Regions from separate parts of the Homo sapiens genome. Here regions 1 and 3 are each linked to region 2. Evidence: read pairs that join two places in POLR2A ChIA-PET (ENCODE). Cell type or tissue: HepG2. All regions are shown on one strand. Links, peaks and the distances in the headings refer to the core of each region. The heading gives the core; the rest is flanking DNA.

The links. Peaks named below come from ENCODE experiments on the same cell type or tissue, not always from the same donor. Only the 100,000 strongest peaks of a DNase experiment are listed, where the experiment ranks them.
Region 1: POLR2A ChIA-PET joins it to region 2 with 23 read pairs; 25 of 35 experiments call an interaction of 5 or more read pairs at or near these places.
Region 3: POLR2A ChIA-PET joins it to region 2 with 10 read pairs; 5 of 35 experiments call an interaction of 5 or more read pairs at or near these places.

What each region holds. Positions count from the first base shown.
Region 1 is chr15:74,381,908-74,389,100 of GRCh38, forward strand. The region is part of intron 2 of LINC02255 (long intergenic non-protein coding RNA 2255); the gene reads left to right. Among named protein-coding and RNA genes, the nearest start is that of LINC02255, 6.4 kb to the left of the region's middle. RefSeq lists enhancers at 1,078-1,578, 1,822-2,121, 2,212-2,471, 2,397-3,596, 3,192-3,311 and 8 more. In HepG2, for the core only: no CTCF peak of the experiment used is centred there; no DNase peak of the experiment used is centred there.
Region 2 is chr15:74,439,970-74,447,162 of GRCh38, forward strand. UBL7 (ubiquitin like 7) reads right to left here. Exons shown (of 11, transcript NM_032907.5): 11 at 6,008-6,258. The coding sequence ends at 6,121. Among named protein-coding and RNA genes, the nearest start is that of SEMA7A, 9.6 kb to the left of the region's middle. RefSeq lists enhancers at 1,813-2,322, 2,835-3,344 and a silencer at 2,689-2,873. In HepG2, for the core only: a CTCF peak has its summit at 1,696; DNase peaks (open chromatin) are centred at 2,252, 3,412, 3,802, 4,892 and 2 weaker places; H3K4me3 peaks cover 2,098 bases.
Region 3 is chr15:74,595,207-74,602,399 of GRCh38, forward strand. ARID3B (AT-rich interaction domain 3B) reads left to right here. Exons shown (of 9, transcript NM_006465.4): 9 at 405-2,925. The coding sequence ends at 568. It overlaps CLK3-AS1 (CLK3 antisense RNA 1), which reads right to left. Exons shown (of 9, transcript XR_007064715.1): 8 at 7,157-7,193; 9 at 3,713-6,762. Among named protein-coding and RNA genes, the nearest start is that of CLK3-AS1, 17 kb to the right of the region's middle. RefSeq lists enhancers at 1,803-2,303, 2,919-3,807, 3,082-3,376. In HepG2, for the core only: no CTCF peak of the experiment used is centred there; a DNase peak (open chromatin) is centred at 3,215; H3K4me3 peaks cover 818 bases.

The sequences.
Region 1 (7,193 bases), core at 1,171-6,170, 58 kb before region 2:
AAATGTGTCATTATTTTGTTTAATCCTCATAACAACTCTGGGAGTTGGGTGTTATTATCCCATTTTACAGTTGGCAAACTGGATAATGTATGATGTCTTACCTACTCGCTAGGAGCCCAGTCACAACGGTTCATGCCTGAGTGGGAGGAGGATTGGGGGTGCTCCTCCACCCACCTCAGCCAGCCAGGCCCAGCACTGAGTGAGGGGCCAAGTGGGAGGGGAGGCAGCCTGTGGCGGCGGGAGGGGGGCCCAGGGAAGTGGAGGGCAGGTGGGGGCTGCTGGCACTGGGACCTGCCAAGTAGAGAGCGAGGCCAGAAGGGGCTGGGAGGCCTTGAGGGCAGGGAGAGCAGGAACGGGAATGAAGAGGCAGGCTAGGAGCAGGCTCCAAATCTGAAACCTGGGAGGAACCTCCTTGAGTCACCCTACTCTTTGTACAGATCAGGAAATTGAGGCCCACCCAGTCAGGAAGAGAAATTCGTCTAAAACCACTCAGCCTGCCAGAGACCAAGCCAGAATCTGTGCCAGAGCGCACCCAGGCTGTTCCTGGAGAACCCAGGAACCAGCCCCACGGGGCCAATCAGCTGGCACTGGGCTGACCAGCAGGCACTGAATGAAACTTCTAGCCTCCGGGCCTCTCTGGGTGGCCAGCAGGGGGCGGTACTGCCCCAGGAGTGACAGCTCCCAGACTCCCAGCCACTGCCCTCAGGCCCATCCCAAGGTCCCAGGGCAGAACCAGGGCTGGGGACACAGAAGGCATAGGTGGGAGGCAGGGTTTCTGGGGTGGGAAGAACAGCACACAGAGCTGAGCATGGGACTCCCCGGCCCCATTCTGATGCCAGCTCCTTCTAACCTGAGCGAGGGAGGAAACAAGCCCTTCCTTTCTCCTTGCACCTCCACCAGTTGAGAGAACATTCTAGAAATGCACCCAGCTCCATCCAAAGTCTGCTCTCTCGAGAGGGGAAGGGGCTGGAGAAGAGACTGTCTCCCAGGCCACAGGTTTCCACAGAAAGTTGTCCTGCAAAGGAGGCTAGACCTAAGGAGAAACTTCTAGAGGCCTCTATACTGAGTATCCAACCTCAATTCCGGGAGTGTCCCTTTCCCAAAATAATGCTCTAGGAGAAGGTGGGGAAAGGGTGGCCAACTGCAGTGCTATGTGAAGACAGGGGCTAGATGTCCTTATTGCTGTTTCAGGACCCTCTTAGGTGCGACAAGAGAGAATTTTCTCCAGGATGGCTAAAGAAGAGCAGGGGCATGGGGGAGTGAGCAGGGCCGCAGGGGTCAAGAAGATGAGCCACTCTGGCCCCCAGGAGAGATGGCCAGGGTGCAGGGGGCTCCGTGTCACCCCCATCAGCCCTGGGACCCTTCCCAATGGCGAGGGCTTGTATTCCTAACCAAACTTCTGGATCTGGTCCCAGCGGGAACCCCTGCTATAATGAGTGCCCCCAAGGCCTCCCTTCAAAATCCCAGGAGTCCAGCTTCTCGGGGCAAAAGCCCCACAGCAGCTGGCAATACAAGATCTAGGAGGCAGGGGATCTTGAGGCCCCAGGTCAGAAAGGCCCCACGCACCTGCCTCTCCCAAGATTTAAAATACCAGGGGGCTAGGGGTTCCCATCCCCTGCTACTAGGCTTCGTGGTGGTCCTCAGCCCCAAGCCCACTGTGCCCTGTGCAGCATGGACAGATGGTCTCCAAGGGGCCCCTTTCAGCACCACTCCCCTTGGTTTCCCATCAATGCCACCATACACCAAAGTTCACACACTGTCTACTGGAAAGCCCCTGTCAGGGCCAGTTGTCCTACAATTAACTCTTCAGTTCTCCCAGGCTGATGGTTCCACCACACAGAGAGCAGACAGGGTGGGCAGGGGCTTGGGGAGTCACAGCAGGCACCCAGGGACAGAGGGGCAAGGAAAATGGAGATGGGGGCACATTCAGGGGGTGGGGACAGCATCCTGGCAGGTCCCGGGCCTGCACCACCTGGAGGAGCCGGTGACTCACGGGGCTGACAGAAGAACTGAAACCAGACAGGAGAGTGCAGGAAGGAGGAAGAAACACCCACCAGGTAACCTGTGTCCTCAGACATGTGCACTTCCAGGCCAGAGTTTCTATGAATCAGTGTCTCTAGACACAACCACCTTGATCCCTTCCGTTGCCTCATGCTGACGTCTGAGTCTGGCCCGTGGCCATCTAAACCCCCGCACTCTGGTTCAACCACCATCAGGCCCACATAGCAGCTGCTTCAGATCAAAAATCTCCTCTTCAGGGGCTTTTTCACCAAGCTGATGGTAAAGGCAGGACTCCTGGGTCCCGGTGTCCACTGCAGCCACTCTGGCTTCCCCTTAGCCCCTCTGCACCCCCTGCTCACCACCTGGCCAGTGTTTCTGCTCTTCCTTCTGCCTAGCATTCCCCTACCACCCCTGCTTTGCCTAGCAGGTACCTACTCATCCTTCAGGTTTCAACCCATGTCACCTCCTCCAGTGAGCTTTCTCTGACCTCTCACCTAAGTCAAATCCCCCATTACATGTGCTCCTGGCACCATGCACCCCTCTCTGAGCCCTTTGTAGAGTTTAGTTGTGTGGTTAGTGATGAGTGCCTGCCTCCTGTACTACAGCTGAAGCTCCAGGAGGGCAGGGACCAGGGCCTGGTCTAGTTCACCCTCCATTGTCTCTGCAGCATGTGGCAGAGTCAGTGCTAGGCACATAGAAGGCCCTCAGTAAACGTGCTGTGAATGAGTGGGTTCCCCAGCCAGCTGGATGTCCCACGGTTTCCCCCACCCCACCCCATCTGGCTCTAGCTCCTCTCTGTGACCCTTTTCATCTGCAGTCCTTGGAGCCTCCTAATGGTTGGGCTCTGTGGTGGGGACCAGGCAACCTGCCCCTGGGGCCTCAAGATCAAGGCAAGACACAAGACTCAATACCCCTCCAACAGGTTACAGGGGCAGCCTCAGTGGCACCAATTGCTCTGACCCGTGACTCAGAGGAAGCCAGTCCTCCAGAGCCCACATCCAGTCCACATCCTCCTTGATGATTTTGCATCCAGCTGCTGTTCCAATCTCAGGGCCTATGGCCCTCAGGGACTATCCAGCCTCCACCTAGAAATCAGACGACCAGAAATGGTTAGGACCCAGCCCAAGGTCACACAGCATAGCTGTCACAGAGCCGCACCAAGAATCCAGGGCGCCAACTCTAGCATAGGGTTCTCCCCATGCTATAATAAATGTAGCTATTTTTAGGAAGTGAATTAGCAAGTCAAATATGAAGTCTACTAATAATACCACATTTCTGCTTTTCAGAGTCTTCATCACCTTATTTGCTCCTGCAACATCAGGGTGGGCTGGGCACTGAAGTAGGTGGTGAGCTCATCTGAAAGGTGTGGTCCAGAGAGAGGAAGTGACTGGTCCTGAAACGCAATAAGCCCAGCCTTCCTGCCCGCCCTGCTCAGTGGTACTCCCAGAGAGGGTGCAGTGCCCCAGAAGTCCCCTTCCCAGGGCCTGGCTGGCAGCCTCCCACCTGGGCAGGCTCCTCGGGGCACTCAGACCAGCCGCTGCCTCCCTCGCCTGTTGTCCTCTTGACCCTCCCACCCCATCCCCCAAGCTGAGGTCAGCCTCCTGCCTTTCCTGGCCCCTGGCAGACCTTGCTTCTGTGCTAGCTCCAGCCCAAACCTGCATTCTCACAGCCTGTGGGCCTCAGGTGGCCTCAAGGCCTGGCATCCAGTTGTATTTTTTCCCCTGCAAATTCCTTAGCACATGCCAGGGGTAGCTCTGAGCAGGAAGGCACGGGCAGCCAGCTTTGCAGCCTGAGCTCCCCTCAACTTGGGACCTCAGTTCCCCATCAAAAGGGACAACAGCCTCATCCCAAGAGGGGCTGGAGTTAGATCCAGCCCCTAGTCCTGCAGCCCCATCTCCTACCCCTTCCCCCTCCCCCACAGAAGCTCCTCAGACATCTGGCAGCACCAGACAGGGCTGGATGGACGGAAACATGAGGTCAGATCCTCAATTGCTTCCTGAGCCCTTCCCAGAGGAGCAGGGCGCTTCCCAACTGGGAAACAGCTGAGCTGCTCCATAAAGGAAACCGGAGAGGCGGGGAGGGATGGAGACCATTGCTGGCAGAGGAAGCGACAGCGCCCCTATTTCTCAGATGGGCAACTGAGCCACAAGCCATAGGCCAGCATGCTGTGGCCACCACAAGCCCCCACCTCTTGTGAAAGTCTCTACTGAGCCCAAGGGCCTAGCATGAGCCAAGGAGGGGGTTGGGCTATGGCTAAAAGGATATCTGGGCCAGCTCCCAGGAGCCTTGACTCCCAGGACAGGGACCTGTAGGGATGGGTCCTTCACTCAGACTCATGCTGGGGAATTCTGCAGTCAGGAAGGCTTCCCGGAGAAGGGTGCTGTGGGGGGCTCAAGGGCAACAAGGAGGGAGGAAGGCATTGAGATGGGCTCAGCAGGTGCAAAGGGCAGAGCAGAGGAGGCGCTCAGAGATCCCCCTCAGGTAACCGACCTGGCCTGTCTCGCCTCCCGGCACCGGCTGGCTTGCAGAGGAAGATCTGGGCTCATTGTCCATTGTAAGCTGGGTATGTCCCAGTAGCTCAGGCTCCTGGACCCTGCTGGGCCAGCAGGGAGGGGCGTTGTAGCAGGAGGGAGACAGGCCAGGCCATCCTGATGAGGAGAGAGGAGAAGGAGGGGCCTCCCCAGGGTGGCAGGCACAAGCCTGTCCAGGGAAACCCACAGCTGCACAGGGGGCAAGTGGGTGCCTCTCCCTCTATCCATTATCTGGCAGGATGAGATGGGCACTCTCCTTGCCTAGGCCCAGACCTGGTCCCCACAGCCGGGACCCTCCCACCCGGCATTGTCCTCCCTAGGGAGCCATGCTGGTTGTGGGACTGCGGCCATGCCTGGCAGGGGATGGTGCCGATGCTGACACAGCAAGAACCAGGCCAGCCGTGAACAAAGAAACATGGGAAGGGGCCACGTCTGCAGGAGTCGTTCCTGAGGTGGCGGCCAGCACCGTGGACTGTAGGCTGAGGAGGCACAGGACGGCCTCTCCCTGAGTGTTCCAGCCAGCATGTTCCTGATCAGATACTCGGGGGCCAAAGCTGATCAAGGCCCTCGGGGCACAGCTCAGTCCAAAAATCCCCATCACCTCCCCCCAGGGCCCAACCCCCTTCACTCGTGACAGAAAAGGCCTCTGAATCACCTCTCAACCCTGACAGCAGGGTCCGCTCACCACCCCCACTTTTTTTGCCATGATCCCCCTCAGGGTGGGAGGCGAGACTGGACAGGAACAGGGGAGCCCAGAAGGGCCCATCCTGGGCCCAAAGGCAGACAGCACCCATACAGCAGGGGCTGCAGTGCCCTGATTGGCTTGTGGCAGGTGTTGTGGGGGAGGCACCCAGTAGCAGGGCAGCTGGCCAGGTGTGGGAGCCCTGACGTTGGGCCTGTCACACAGCATCAGGGAAGGAGCTGCTAGTACCGGTGGGGCGAGGGCTGGGAGCCTCGGGGAAGCGGTGGCTTTTCAGCTGAGAGAGCGAGAAACATTGGCTGAAGTGGAGTTGGTGCCCCACTTTCCAGGAGGGCTGCCCACTGCCCGCAGGGCCCCCGGTCAGGGCGGGAGGGCTCGGCACCGAGAGGTCCACCGAGCCAGACCAGGCAGAGAGAGCACATGGACCGGCGGAGACCAAGGTCCCAGAGAGGTGGGGAACAGGAGGCGCCCCCTCCCCTGCCACATGAGGAAAGTGGGCATGCTGGGCAGGAAGGGAGGGGATGGTGCCAGAGAAGAGTGCCAGCGTCCAGGGTGAGGGAATGCCAGCACCATAGACTGTGGGTGGGGCAAGGTAGGCAAGTCCAGTGTGGCTCCAGGGTACCTCAGATGCTGAGATGTAAGCAGGGTAGGGACATTTTATCCATAGCCAGGTTCTGGGAGTGCCCGGGGACAGCATTACCCTTAGATGCAAGCAAGAAGGAGCCCTGCCCTGGCACCTGCATTCTAGAGGATTCCACTCCAGCCTTCCACTGGCCTTGCCCCTCCAACAGGGAAATAAAGTCCATGAGCCAAGGAAATGTGTCCACCCGAGCCCCACATCCCCCCTCCAAATGCAGAACCCCAGAATTCCCTGCCCACAGGGCCCCAAATCTAACTCCACAGCCCACGTGGGCCTTTCCGCTGGGCCTGCCTTCCTGAGAACCGACCTGCAGCGGGTGTGCACACCCCAAGGCCTCGGGAGTGGCCAAGGGGCAGCCACTGCTACGTATATGGATGGGTCTGGGAAGGTCACACACTGCCCAAGGGGGAGCCCGGGATGGGAGCTGGGGTTGGCTCAGCCTCTGCCTGCCACATTCCAGTCCTGCATTCCAGGAGCCCAAGAATTCTAAGTACAAACCTGGTCCTCAGGGTGTTATGAAGGTGTATTTGCTAATGTAGGAGGATAGAGCATATCCTATTTAGAGGTTGTTGGCTTGATTTATAACTTTGAAATATCCAGACATATAGTATGTGGGCCTCCATTTTTACTCCTGCCCTGGGCCCAGGCAATGTTAGGGGTAGGATCAGAGGGCAAGCCCTGGCCCCTGCCCCACCCCTCAGGAGACCCCTGCTCTCCAGCCAGTGAGCGCTGCCGAAGGAGGGCTGGGCAGGAAGCCAGCAGCCGAGGGAGCCCATATGCACCTGTGGACCTAGCTTCAGGGCTGGTGGGACCTAGCAGGCTGGGTCCTTGGGGCTAGGAGCAGGGGAACCCGAGAGAGCGCTTCTCCCAGGGTTGAGCTTCTGCTTGAAGCTGGGAAAGCCACAGAGAGGCTGAGCTTGTGGCCCAGGGACACCCAGCCTGGATGCGGCTGCTGTGCCCTCCCCCTGGAGGTCCCTCCTGCTTCCAAGGCTCACCCACCTGTGCATCCAGCTCGGAGCTCAGGGTGCTTCGATCCCTTTTTTGAGTTCATTCCTGTGGCCAAGCCCTTCCCCCACGGTTTCCCATGCTGGCACCTCAGGAGGATCCTGCCCCTTGTTCCCTACCCAGCTTCAACCCCTTCCTCCGAGGCTCCAAGCCCCCTCACCCCCCTCACTGCAAATCACCTTTCTTCCATTGGAGCCAGGATCTTAGCTCAGGGAGCGACCCCAGCCCCAGTATACAAAGAGAAGCCTGCGGCCCACAGTCCCAGAGCGAGGCTGCAGCTGAGCCCAGGCTAGGACGGGTCTCCTGCCCCACCCCT
Region 2 (7,193 bases), core at 1,074-6,073:
TGATGAGCTCCCTCACAAGCCAGCGTTGCCCATCTTGTTTAGCTCTGACACAGAGCTTTCTTCCCCAGTGGAAGACTCCCAAACAGTGGTCCTAAATCTGCCCTCTGAGGCAACAAGGACATGTCTAATCTCTCTTCCTGGAATACGGCCCTTCAGTGATTTCACAGAGGTCACATCCTTCTAAATCGGCTCTTTATTCAGGGTAAATAACTCCAGTTTCAAATAGATCCCTCATGGGGCTTTCCTTGAGAGGCTCTCTAATCCTGGTTGATTTCTAAGACACGATCAGTCCGTCATTTAGCAAACTTTTACTGACCCCTCCTAGGTGCTAAACAGTCCAGATTGTGTCTCTCTCTTTCAAAGATCAGGCCTCAGATCAGAACACAACACCTAGTGTGGAGGCTGAGCAGTAAAGGGCTGAAAGACTAGCTTCCTTCCTCCTTATTCTAGCACCTCTAAAGGCACTCTTAATGGGTTGAGACAACACGTTGTTAAATCCTCTTGATCTCAGCCCAGGGTTATCCCTGGGCCAATTCTCAACCATCAGTAGTGGCTCTCTGGGATGCTCATTTGAGAAAGATTATTGAATCTGGGCCCAGGAGAAGAAATGAGACTCGATTCTGCATAAGAGCAATTAATTTTCTGGTCCCCCTTGGCCGGGCGCGGTGGCTCATGCCTGTAATCCCAGCACTTTGGGAGGCCGAGGTGGGCGGATCACGAGGTCAGGAGATCGAGACCATCCTGGCTAACACGGTGAAACCCCATCTCTACTGAAAATACAAAAAATTAGCTGGGCGTGGTGGCGGGCACCTGTAGTCCCAGCTACTCAGGAGGCTGAGGCAGGAGAATGGTGTGAACCCGGGAGGCAGAGGTTGCCGTGAGCCGAGATTGCACCACTGCACTCCAGCCTGGGTGACAGAGTGAAACTCTGTCTCAAAAAAAAAAAAAAAATTTCTGGTCCCCACTGCAGGACCTTAGACTTTCTTTGCTTCTGTCCTTGTTAGGGTTACTTCATTGTCTGGGCCCTGATGCCATCTAGAACATTCACTGGCCCAGCTCTGAGTGCCTGGCATCTCTGATACACATACTCAATATCCACTTATAGAAATTGAGGGAAAACGTCAAACAAGGCACAACTGACGCTCCAAGAAGTTAGGTCATATGTGGAAAAGCAATCTAAACCTCAATCTGACTTAGAAGCCTAAGTCCCCTCCAAGACCTGAGCTGCCACTCCAAAGGTAAGTGGTTAGGAGACCCTTCGGCCAGCCAGGCACAAGGCCCCAGGTGGGTGCACTGATGGAATCATGCTGACACAATCCCACCCAAGCCCTAGAAAGGCCACTTCCCCAGCATACAGGAAGCACTCCTCTGTACATGGGGCTAATAATATCTAGTTTTCAGAGTCGCTATGAGGATTAACTAAGATGGCACATGTGAGTGCCTAGCTCAATGCCTGGCACAGAGAGGATGCTTGATAAATAAGCACTACTGTGCTGTGTAATGTACTATTAATATTAGCTAGTTTTGCCAAGATAGAGTAGGCCAGTGCCTGGGTTGCCACGAAAGCATTTCTAGCATAGAAGTTGAATTCTATTCCCAGCGATCTCAGAGCCTATGAGAACGAGACAGGCCCAGGCCCAGAGGAACTAGGGGCACAGCTGAACTGACCTGAGCCCAGCCCAGGGCCAGAGGGGACCCCACCTGCTGGAGAGGCTGGGTAAGCAGAAAGAGGGAGGCCTGAATAAACTCCCCAACATCCTCAACAAACACCCAGGGCCAAAGTCTGTGGCAACAGCAACAAGAAGCCACCTCAGGGTAGGGCTCTGTGAGCTTGGTCTGGGGCCCAGGCCAGATGGGACTGAGGCGAGGAGCAGATCTGGGGCCCATGTGCCCAGCAAGCTGTGCCAGCCCAGCCCATACCAGCCCAGCCAAATTTGAGTTATATCAGGAGAACGGATCTGTTAGAAAACTCACCCATCTCTACATATTTGCATATTCTATTTTGGGGTCTTTTCCTTTTTTTCCCTCAGCTTCCTAGAAAAGTTCTTGTGATCACTTCCAACTTCACCTCTGCTGAACTGCAAAAACTCACACTCAATCCCATCTCTCCTCTAACTACTATCCTCTCCCTCACAAGCAAGGTCCCCTGCCCTCTCTGCATCCACTGCCCCTCACCTATTCAGTCCTCAACCCCTGCTATCTGGCTCCGGTTCCATTGGAATGTCTCCCCAAGGTCACCAAGGCACAAGTCAACAAGTCCAAGGTCAGCCCTTCTGTTACTAGGTTTGTCTGTGGCATCTGACCCCACTGAGCATGCCCTCTTTGTCCAGGTCCTTTCACTCCCTCAGCTTTGCTGACTCCTGCTCTCACCTTCCCAGAAGCAGCAGATCCTGCGCCCGTTCCATGCCTCACATCTATCAGTCACCATTTTCTATAAAGCTGAACTCCTTAGTGGGTATCCCTTTTCCTCTACCTTTCTCTGAAAAGCTTAATTGCCTTCTCACATGACACAGGCCCAGTGTTCAACTTAGAACTTCCTGATCACTACCTCAGCCCAAAGACATCCAACTGTCTTTAATTATACACATCCCCACCTGGCTGTCCTATGGCACCTCATTCCAAATTGTCACCCCAGTCCCTTATTCTTACTGCTGCACCACCATCCGCCTGCTCACATCCTGCCTGCCTCCCCACTTTCAGCCCCCAGAGCTAGTCTGTCCTTCACACCTAGCAGCTCCCCTCCACCCAGCTCCCCTGCAGCAGCTCCAGTTGAGGCCCCCTCCATGTCCCATCTGGAGGATCCAGCCAGCCTCCTAGCTGGTCGCCTACCCCATCTCACTTCCCACAAATCCAGCCTCCACACAGCTGTCAGATTATCTCACACACAGATCTGGTCCCCCACTGCCCTGCCTGCAGCTGCCTCAGGGGTGCTCTTTGCCCTCAGGATAAAGCCCTAGCTCCTCAGCCGGATCTAAGCCCTCATCATCTCCCATTCCTCCACACTTCAGAGGCCAAGGGCAGTGGGAGGAAGGGCACCAGCTCTGGAGTAAGACAGACCTGAGTTTCTGGGACCACTTGTCCACTTCCTGCCCATGAGACTGTGGGCAGATGATTTCAACCCTTGGAACCTTGGTGTCCCCATCTGTTCAGTGGAGACAACAGTATACTCGCCTTTCCCAAAGATCTGGTATCAATTCTAACTCCTAAAGCCTCTCTACCTCCTCCTCTCCTTCCCCACTGCCACGCCGTCAGGTCAGCCTACCAGCAGCTCTAAGTGGATCACTGCCACAGCCTCCTCCCCGGCTTCCTCATGCCTGCCCTCCCTCAGTCTTCTACTCCCACTATACTCACCACACAGCAGCCAGAATGACCTTTCTAAAACACACATTGGACTCTCTCCCGATTGCCATTCTGTGACTCCCATTGTCCAGGGTAAGTCTAAATTCCTTACATAGCTTCAAATGATCTAGCCTCTGCCCACCCACTTGCCTTGCAAGCCACCCTGACAAACAGGGCTACAAAAGCCAGGTTTGCTCCCCACTCCCAGCCCCCTCAGTACATATACCTTCGTGCCCAATTCTCCCTTACCCTTCAGGTCTCAGCGTAGTGCCACTTTCTCCATGAAGCTTTCCCTCACCCTCACACCCCCACCCCTAGCCCACGTTAGCCCCCTCTCCTGTGAGCGCCACAGCCCCTAGACTTGCCTCGCCCAGTTCTCATTAGGCTTTAATGCAATCATCTGTTTGTCCATCTTACCAACAACACAGCATTGTCAGAGCAAAGATACCGTCATGTTTATCTGGCAGAGAGTGGAGGCTCAGTCAATGTTTGTTGAAAGGATGAAAGGAGGCCCGGCGCGGTGGCTCATGCCTGTAATCTCAACACTTTAGGGGACCAAGACAGGTGGATCATTTGAGGTCAGGAGTTTGAAACCAGCCTGGCCAACACGGCGAAACCTCATCTCTACTAAAAATACATAAATTAGCTGGCTATGGTGGCACATGCCTGTAGTCGCAGCTACTTGGGAAGCTGAGGCAGGAGCCCAGGAGGTGGAGGTTGCAGTGAGCTGAAATCGTGCCACTGCACCCCAGCCTGGGCGACAGAGCGAGACTCTGTCTCAAAAAAAATAAATTTTTTTAAAAAAAATAATAAAAATAAGAAGAAAGGATGAAAGGGACAATGGTGAGGAAAGAGTCCTTGGCTCATGGAAAGCCCCAGGCTCAGTGGGGGCACTTATCAGACTCAACATAGACTACTCAAAACATGGCCACAGGAAGCAAAGCCAACTTGCCAAGCCCCTGGAGGAAAGAGCCAACAAAGAAGGGAAAGGGAAACCGTGGGGACGGCTCTGTTCTGGGAACTGGTATTGGGGGTTGGTCCAAGGGATAGGGCAGGGTGACCCAAATGTTCTGCAGCATAATGGGATAGGGGAGTTAAGGAACCCCAGCACCTTTGAAGGCAGTCCTCAGAGGCAGGGTGAGAGCTGCCACAGAATGGAAACGAGCTCTGGGCAGGCTGTATCATGGGCACAGGAAGGGCTGTGTCAGCCCCATTTGACCAAGACAGACCCATGAGGATAGGACTGGCCTTTGTTTCCACCACAAACAAGCAAGAGACACTGTGTACAAAGACAGAGCTTCCTGGTCTTTGCTCTCAACCACAAGTAGGCAGCTGGGCTCCAGGCAGACCACTGAGGCACACAGAGGCCTGGCATTGAGAAGCCCAGTTCTGAGTCTTTTCTGTCAATGCACATAGAGAGACTTCTCAAATTTTCTGGAAGAGGCAAAGAATAACATCCTGTTCGGGCCATATCTGGACGTTAAGAGTATCACTGATACACTGGAGGTCATCCAGAAAAACGAACAGGATATGCTGGGAACCAAAACCATGACAGGTCAAAGGGGCAAGTCAATGACCCACCATGGCATTCCGTAAATAACTAAAGCCCTGCTAAGGTAGAAGAGGAAGCAGGCTTGTTCCGAGTGGTTCCTTAGGGCAGAGAGGGGACCAAGGGGTAATGCCCTGGCAAATAGTTAAAGGACAGAATAGGTTGTAAGTGGTAAATCTTTTGTTCCTGGAGGAGACAAGCAGAAACCAAATGACCATGACTGGGAATGGTGGAGATGAAACGCCTGCCAAGGCAGAGGGCAGGAGCACATCTCTGAGCCCCTTTCCACCCATGTTATTCCCAAATGAACCAAAACACCATCTGAGGGGAAGAAGTGTTCTCCCAACGAAGTATTCAAAGCATTTAAAACCCACTTTCTCAACTTGGACATGTCTGCGATGCCGCAGGGAACATCACAGGGAACGCCATGCCAAGGGGAACATGAGTGAGCACAGGCAGATGGAGCAACAGCTTGGGGGTTGGTGCCCTCTCTTCAATATTAAAGCTGAGCCCTGTTCATGTTGGTGTTGTTTTTTAGTATTGCTATTTAACTGCTCTTGTATTTATGCCTTCAGGACAAGGAGGGCCCTACCTCCTGGCGAAGCTCTGAGGCCTGGATTCTGGAATCATTACAGAACAAGCATCAAAAAATGCTTGGTGAGAATAGACTGGTGGGGTGGACAAAGAAATCTGTGGAAGCCATTGAGAGAGAGAGAAATGTGGAAGGCAAGCTGCCTCCATGTGCTTCCCCTGAAAGTCCACCCAGCCACTCCATAGACTGGACATCTCGGAAGCATAAGCCTCTTCTGGGCACAGCTGTAATCCAGCAGCCACCCTGAAGATTGGGTGATAGCTCTGCCTAGACTTCGGCACATCCTGAGGCTCCCAAACTCCAAAGCCCCAGAGAGTCTGGGGGCTACGGCTGGAAACTTCTCCCAGAAGTTAACATGGGTATCTCACAGCATCCCATGATGTAGGGTCTAACATCCTCCATCCAGGGCCCAGAACTAGGGGCCAGCCCTGCTTTGATGCCACAGCATCAAGACCAGCACACCTTGTTTGCCCCACTGCCTCCACCAACTCAGATCAGCCAGAAAGGTCAAGAACTGGACAAAGCAGGAGAGTTGACCATCAGGTATATTGGGGAAGGGAGAGATGGAGGCACCTTCATGAGTGCCTCCCAAGGGCAGTAGCCTCTGCAACTTGCTGGGGGTTCAGGGGAAGCAGGGAGTTCATGGGGCTCCTCCAGCAAAGATGAGCTCCAGGGCTGCTTGGATGTCCCCACCGGTGGCCTGCAGGGCCCGCAGGCTCAGCTCATCGTCCTGGATGCCCATGTCACGTAGCTGCTGCAGCTGGGGCTGCCACTGGCTCTGTGGAAAGATAGGAATGGGCAGAAGCTGTTAGCTGGGATCCAGTGAAGACTCACTTAGGTCTGTGCTTTCCGGGGAAGGAAAGGAAGATGGGGGAGTCCTCAGCAAAGCTGCTGATGCTGAGTTCCACAGAACACGGTGCTTCTAGGAAGACTAAAAGATAGGCTTGAGGGTTAAGAGAACAAATCCAAAGTTTTACAATAAAAAAAGGAAATTCTTGGCATAAGGATCAAAAGAGAATGTACAAATTATTCACTGTCTGAATTCCAAGAGGCTAAATTACTTTCTTTCTCTTGCTATGTGTACACACACAACAGCAAGATTTTGCTCTTTATGTGATGAGTGTTACAGATTTTTTTCCCAGTTTGTTAGCCTTTGGACTTTGCTTCGGTTTTTTGTTTGGTTTGGTTTGCCACGCAGAAATTTTCACCTTTTTTTAAATGTCTTAAATTTTTGTGGTATATAGTAGGTATATCTATTTGTGGACTGTAAGAGATGTTTTAAATTTTTCGCTTTTACAAACCCAAAATGCATAACTTTTATTTAATGGCTCCTGGATACTGAGTTTCAGCCAAGAAAGCCCTTCCCTACTATAAGGATTTGAAGAAATTCACCCATATTTTCTTCTAGTACTTTCATAGCTTCATTAATATCTCTATTTCATGACAGCAGGGATGAGCACAATTTAGGGAAAACAACGTGTTCACATGTGGGAAGAAGGCAATGCAAAGGGGAAGAAAAGCAAAGTCAAAGAGGCAGGCAGTGATGAGAACATGGAGGGCTTAAAAAAAATGCACACAGATCAATTTGAATTCATTTTACAGGCCAGGTGGAACCAGTGAAAGCTTCTGAGCTAGGGAATAAAGTAAACAGGCATCTAGCAACAGGGGAGATGCAAGAATGGAGAAGACAAGTTGTTCACGAATCCTGCTTCT
Region 3 (7,193 bases), core at 1,112-6,111, 160 kb after region 2:
AAAAAATTTTTATAGAGACAAGGCTCTTGCTGTATTGCCCAGTCTGGTCTCAAACTCCTGGCCTTGAGCTATTCTCCTGCCTCACCCTCCCAAAGTGCTGGGATTATAGTTGTGAGCCACCACACCTGGCCTTGGTGTTCCTCTTTGTGTACCCTGGGTACACCTTGTCTCAGAGCATTTATGACATTTTAGCAAAATTACTCTGTCGACCTATCTGTCCCCCTCCCCAGCCCATCAGCACTTCAAGGCAGGACAGCATTTGGATCTTCTCCCATCACCCCCTAGCACAGTGTCTACAGCGGAGTCAGGCACAGGCTAGGCCAGCGGTGAATACTTACTGAAAGGAGCTGGCCCTCCCCTTCGCTCTTCCTCTGCCCACACTTGCTTCTCTTCCACCCACCAAGGTGTGCTGTTTGCCCAGAAGCCTGTGGTCCACCTCATCACGGGGTCTGCTCCCCAGAGCCTCGGCAGCAGCGCCAGCAGCAGCAGCAGCTCTCACTGTTCACCAAGTCCTACCTCATCCCGGGGCACCCCCAGCGCAGAGCCCTCCACCAGCTGGTCCCTCTGATGGGCAGGACCCAGCTTCCCACTTGCCACTCTCCTGTCGAGAGTGAAGGAAGTTGATGCACAGAATTTACCTCATCTCACAGAGCCCACGTCGACGAGCACCATTTGGCCAGACATTGAGAGTTTGGACGTGTCCGTCTGTCCAGGCTCCATTCAGGTCCTGCTGTACTCTGGGGGCAGGGAGAGGCTAGAGGGGCAGGACAGACAGCGTTGTCCAATCAGGGATTGTCCTGGAGAACTGGGTGGGGGTCTGTGGGTGTCCAGCTTCCTCCAGGGTTCCCCAGCCACCTCCCAGCTCAGGGCACAGTGTATCGACAATCTGTCAGCCGACGCAGGGCTGGAGGCCCTCCATTTCCCTCCCCTTTTAATTTATTTCCCTGACCCTGCCTTCTGCCATGACCCCAGGGCCACTAGTCTCTTCCCCTGTTTTTAAGTCCCATGTGGGGCTGCCAGGAGCCAAGAGCATGCCTTCATGCCCTTCTCTGCAGAGCATGGGATGGGGCCCTTCCAGCCCACTTTGCCTACTGTTAGGTTCCTGGGGTACGGGTCCCTCAAACACAAGTCTTGAATCAGTCCTCAGGGCCCCAGATCCCCCTTCTAATAGTCTGAAGGAAGAGGCTGTGAGGGCAGTTCAGGGCCAGGGCCCACAGGGCATCTGCTGATGGGAAGGCAGAGCCTCGGGGCTGCCCAGCCCTGGCACCTGCTTCACACGGACCATTCTCTGACCGCCCCCGCCAAACCTCATGCTCCCCACTTGCCCTTATTGGCCTGCTTTCCCAAAAACAGCCCACTCATCCTTTCCCCAGCCCTCTTCAGCCCTCCCCAGTCCTCCCCAGCCTTCTTCAGCCTTCTTCAGCTCAGCCCTCTTCTATTTCTTATGGGGCCATCTTGGCCTCACCATCCCCACACGTGCCGATGTCAGGTTCATTGAAATACCTCAGATTTGTAATTGTTGATGTTTGAGTCTTCAGGAAGTATTTGCATCTCTGAAATCTTTTTTATATGTGTTTTGCTGACTTTTGTTTTTTTTTTATTTTAAAATTTTTATCGTAGCACCAAAGAAATGAAAACAGATCACCCCCAAAGCCAAGCAAGTGATTGGGTAACCCGGCCCCTCTGGCCCTTCCCTCAAGCCCAGTGAGGAGGTGGGTGGAGGCATGCAGGGGAGACGACTCAGGGATCGCGGGGGCGGGGAGGTGGAGTGGAGAGGCCCGCTCTCACACCGGGTCGGGCCCTGAAACTGTACCAGTTCTGAAGACCGTTTTCTGCCACACCCCCACCCCCAGCTGACCAGGGAGGCAGAGGACACCTCCCCATCACTCAGCATTCCCAGCTCAGGGCACAGGCAGGCTGGGGTCCTCGCTGGCCTTGCCAGAGGTTGAGCCGCCCCAGGGTATGAGGAGATGAATAACTCCACAGCTCCTCCTGGACCCTGCGCGGGAGCAGGCAGCTCCTGTGCTGTAAAGAAAATTGATTCGCTTGCGGCTCACCTCAGTCGAGGAAGCCCTGGAATGTTCAGCAGAACACCACCACTGTGACATGGGGCTGTGGCAGTGGGAGACACCGCGCGTGGCGTGGGTGTGTGTGGCAGCGTGGCTCGCATTCAGTCCTGTGTAGGAGAGGAAAGGGAATCAAAAGCTTGAGCACAAACAGATACCTCAGCCCGGTAAGCTGCAGCTCTGCTCAACTGCGTCTTCTCTCAGCCCTCCACACACACTCACCCCCACTCCCACACACATACACACACACACACACATACCCCATCTCCCGAGGGCTGACCTCCTCTGGCCTCAGCCTGCAGGGTGTGGGCAGAGAAGGGCATCTGGGACGTGGTGCCAGTGAGGAGCCCAGTTGGCTGGCACTGGGCCCATTTGAAGGTGTCTCAGACATTTGGCCAGTATGTCTTTCTCAGGGGTTTGGTCACAAAGGATGGACTCTTCCCACCCAGAGGATGCAGGGAAAGCACACTGTGTCTTTCCGGTCATTGGATCCTCTCCCTTTCCCCAGGCAGCTCGCCTGGCCACACCGTTGGAGTGAACCCTCACTGCCCTCAAGGACAACAGCAGGGTGTCACCCAGAGCCCGATGAGGGGTGCCAGCAGGTGCCCCCACGAGTGGGGCCTTGGCCCAAGCAGAGCTTCCCCTGAAGGTGCCATCAGCCAGGGCAGCTCTGTCCCCTCCTGCTCTCCATCTTATATGTATTCTAACCAGGAAAAATGTGATAGCACATGGGTAGCCTAGGCAGTGAGTAAATACCTCAGATGTCCTCCTGCAGCAAGTGTCTATATGTTGTGGTTATTTTCTATCTTACATGTTCTCGAATGTTTATATTTCAATAAACCTCTACCTCTTCACACAAGCAGGTCTCTCTCAGTTGCTTTGAGTGGCCTTTCCACTGGACAGTACTGGGGAGAGGTGAGCTCCTTCAGAGTGAAAGGGGACTGAGTGAACTACTCCTGACCCCTTGATTTCTCCTGAACCTTCTCCCCTTCACCCACGCCTTCTTCAAAGGGAAAGCTCACTGAGCTCACTCTCAGCTAACCTTGTGTGTTAGCAGGTTTCTCTGGCGTTACCCCAGAAGCTCCTAGAAAAGCCTGCCCGGCAGCAAGCCACAGGCCCCGCCACGCCATTGGCCAGGATTGAGTCACGTGCCCTCCCCAGAGCCAATGGGAGCGAGGGGGCAGGGTGACCGGGAATGACCTTAGACTGCCCGCCCTGCGCGGAGGGAGATCCACTACAGGCTGCGCCTCTGCCCCTGCGAGGGGCACCCCTGGGTCTCTGGGAAACGGAATGGAGGGTCTTATGGAAGAGAAGGTTTGGAACCACCGCTGGAGGGAAGGGGAGAAGAAAGCAAGCAGGAGTGGCGCGAACAGGAAGGGACTAGGGATAGAAGCCGGGCTTGGACACAGTGAGGCACGAACCCCGACAGACACAGAGACAGACAAGGGGTGCTGATCTCCTCACTGGGCGGGGTGGGCAGGAAAAGGAACAGGAGCTGGAGCTAGAGCGAGGGCTGCGAGCGGCGAGTGGATACCCGGCCTCAGGGAGGAGCTTCCAGGAGGGCAGGGGTCTCCTTTGGAGCAGCACCGGGGACGTTTGCTCGGCAAGGGCTTTTTGTGCGAAGTAACCGAAGCCAGTCAGGCTAATGGCGGCAGAGAGAAGGATTTATTCTTGCACCCAGGGTGTGCGGAGGAGCCCAAGGGCATTTGGACCTGTGTTGACGTCCGGAAGGGCCCGGAACCCAGGAAGCTCTGCCCGCAGAGGGTATTCCTCTCCCTCTGAAGACCACCTCAAAGCTCAACTTTATCACCTCCACGCATGAGACCGCCGGCGGCTGAACTAAAATCTCACCATCCCAATTCCAGTTTCTGGGAATTGTCACCTCCATTCGCTCTCATTAGAAATCCAGCTTTTTTCACGAGGTGAATAACAGGGCAGTTGACAGTTCCCAAGTTTTCTGTGTCCAATCTTCAGCCCTGGAGGGACTCTTCTGCTCCAAGTCCAGCGATCCCGGGAGGGGGCCCACTGGTCCAGTACGGCTCAGTACCCAGCCCTGGATCCACCAGCTGACGCTGGAAGGAGTGGGTCATGAAGAACTCAGCACGAACGCAGCTGGGTACGAATTCCCAGAGATGTCCTGTCCCTCCACGGTACCAAGGACCCCTCCTTTAAGAAACTGCTTCACTGAAGGCGCAGATGGAGGGAGGGATCGGCAACAGAGTTCAGAGGGGTTCCGGGGGCACATGGCTCAGCCGGAGGAAGCAGGCTGAGGAGGGGCGTTCAGAATGGCCAGATGACCTCGAGGGGAATGCCAAGCCTCAGCCCACTTTGCCTGTGGCTCCTGAGGATGTTCATGCTGTCAAGCTCAGAACAGCTGAGAAACTACCTTTCTGGGGCAGATTAGGGGACCAGGGGGCTTAGTTGCTGGTTTGCTGTGTGACCTATGACAAACTCTGGGCAGTTTGTCTGTGAAATGGGGACTCTAGTGTGATCGGAGACACAAGTGAATGAGAACTCACTTTGAAATGTCTAAAGCCCAGTGCCTAAGGCCTTCCTTGGCAAGACAGAGAGTCCCTGGTGGGCACTGTCCGATGGCATTAGGGCAGTAATTGGGCCAACCAAGCCTACAGGCCCGCAGCACCCCCTATGGTGTTGGGCAGTGCCTGCCTAGCTCTACTCTTAGCCACAGGGTCCCCTGGGAAAGTGCCAGGTGGTCTCATCCACCAAGAGCCATATTGGCAACATTGTGCCAACATGGGCATTTCAGGCCTGTGTCAGGGAGGGGACAAGGAGTGGTTTCTGCCAGGGAGGCCTCAGACTGCAGTTGCCTATGACAGGCTCCAGGCTTCAGGCCTCATAGAAACCCTGGCCTTGGGGGCTGAAGGCCAGCCAAACGGGCCTCCCCTCTTCCCAAGTCCTTGCCCAGCCGCGGTTGCCTAAGGCCTTTTTTTTTTTTTTTTTTTTTTTTTTGAGACAGAGTCTCACTCTCACCCAGGCTGAAGTGCAGTGGTGCGATCTCGACTCACTGCAACCTCCACCTCCTGGGTTCAAGCGATTCTCCTGCCTCAGCCTCCTGAGTAGTTGGGATTACAGGCATGTGCCACCACGCCCAGCTAATTTTGAATTTTTTAGTGGAAACAGAGTTTCCCCATGTTAACCAGGCTGTTCTTGAACTCCTGGCCTCAAGTGATCCACCTGCCTCAGCCTCCTAAAGTGCTGGGATTGCAGGTGTGAGCCACCATGCCCAACTCACTGAGGCCTCTCAATTCAGCTTTTCTATGCCAGGACCCTTCAGCTCACTGGGCGGGGGTGCAGGGCCTGACCTCAATCTCTTGTGCTGCAGAGTGAGGCTGTGAATCTGCCTCCTGCTGGCTCTGGGCACAGTCTCTACACTGCCTGGGCACTGCCCCTGGCTTCCAACTTTTCTCAGATGCCCTTCTTTGGGCTCCAGGGCCATGGCTGGGATCTGGGGGCAGATGAGACAGAGGCTGATACCATGGGGGTCAGAGAGGCAGGGCAGGGGGTAGCTTCCGCTCTGTCCAGGGATGGGGAGGCCAGCTCAGGAATCCATTTAGAACCAGTAAAAGCCTGAGCTGGAAGGGCCTTTCTAGCCTTCTGTTTCCCCTCTACAACCTGCAGATGGGAAGGCCACGGGACAGAAAGGAACTGGGCAGAGGTCACTCCCCACCCCATCTAGAGGGTCCACATATGCTACCTTCAGGGGCTGCAAGGTGGAGGTGGCTGGAGGCTCCTGTCCTGGTGCTGGAGCCCTTGGTGCTCAGACCTGCAGCAGCTCCCACTCCCTGAGGACACAATTCTCAGCCTGACCATCAGAACTCTTAGGGTCTCCTAGACCCCATCGGCGGCTCTGACCCTCTTTTATGAAAGCACCCAAAGAGCACCTGAGGCAAAGGACAGCATCCCCCACCCTATTGAGCTCCTCATTGCAGGAGCTCAAAGATGATGACCTCAGTCAGAATGAAATGGTATTTAAGCACAAGCCAGTAGCTGTTGCCATCCTGGGGAATGTGCTGTATTGTCTGTCACTGGCAGCATTGCATTACATCAAACTATTGCCTGAATATCACAAGAAGTGCAAACAAAGCCTTATGGATTGAACATTGCATAAAATAGGCCTTGTGTGTGGCGCAGTGGCTCACGCCTGTAATCCCAGCACTTTGGGAGGCCCAGGTGGGTGGACCACCTGAGGTCAGGAGTTCAAGACCAGCCTGGCCAACAAGGAGAAACCCCATCTCTATTAAAAATACAAAATTAGCCAGGTATGGTGGCGCATGCCTGTAATCCCAGCTACTTGGGAGGCTGAGGCAGGAGAGTCGCTTGAACCCAGGAGGCAGAGGTTGTGGTGAGCCGAGATCACGCCATTGCACTCCAGCCTGGGCAACAAGAGCAAAACTCCATCTCAAAAAAAAAAAAAAAAAAGGCTTTGGGACTAAAGCCCGTATGCAGCCGCCCCTGGGCACATATACGTGGTTTTATGACTTTGGTACTGACTCAGCCTAACTGGACCCCAGATACAGGAGAAACTGAGAAGGACGGAGAACATAAGCACTGTCCCCGGTGCACTGTGTCCCATGTCATCCTCACATCAATCCTGTGTCATAGGTACTGTCCGTGTTTCCATTTTACAGAGGATAGTGAGGCTTAGTGAAGGCAGGACTTGCTCATGCTCGCCAAGCTGGGGAGTGGTGGAGAGTGAAGTGTAAGACTTCTCGGTTCTACTGCCATTCTCCTTCCATCCATTGCTCCAGGCCCAGGGGCCCAGATGGTCTGATTCCCTGTGCCCCACAGCCCACCCTCCTGCTGCTGCTTTCCCTGGCTTCCCCTCTTCAGAGAGAAGAAGGCAGACCAGGAGATAGGTCAGGCCTCAGGCCGCTGCTCAGCCCCACCCATCCTAACCCCTGAGGGGATGAGAGGGCAGCCTCCACAACGTGTCCCTAAATGCCCCTGCCCCCCTGCCCCCTGCCCCAGGTTCTCAGAGAAGAGGAAGAGCTGTGGGGGCTGAGGAGCATCTCTGGGAGGGAGGGTGGGGTTTCTCCCCAAAGAGCCCCTCAGATGCAGGCACCCCTCACCCCGCAGTCACTGCTTCTCTACCAGCTCCTTTTCAGC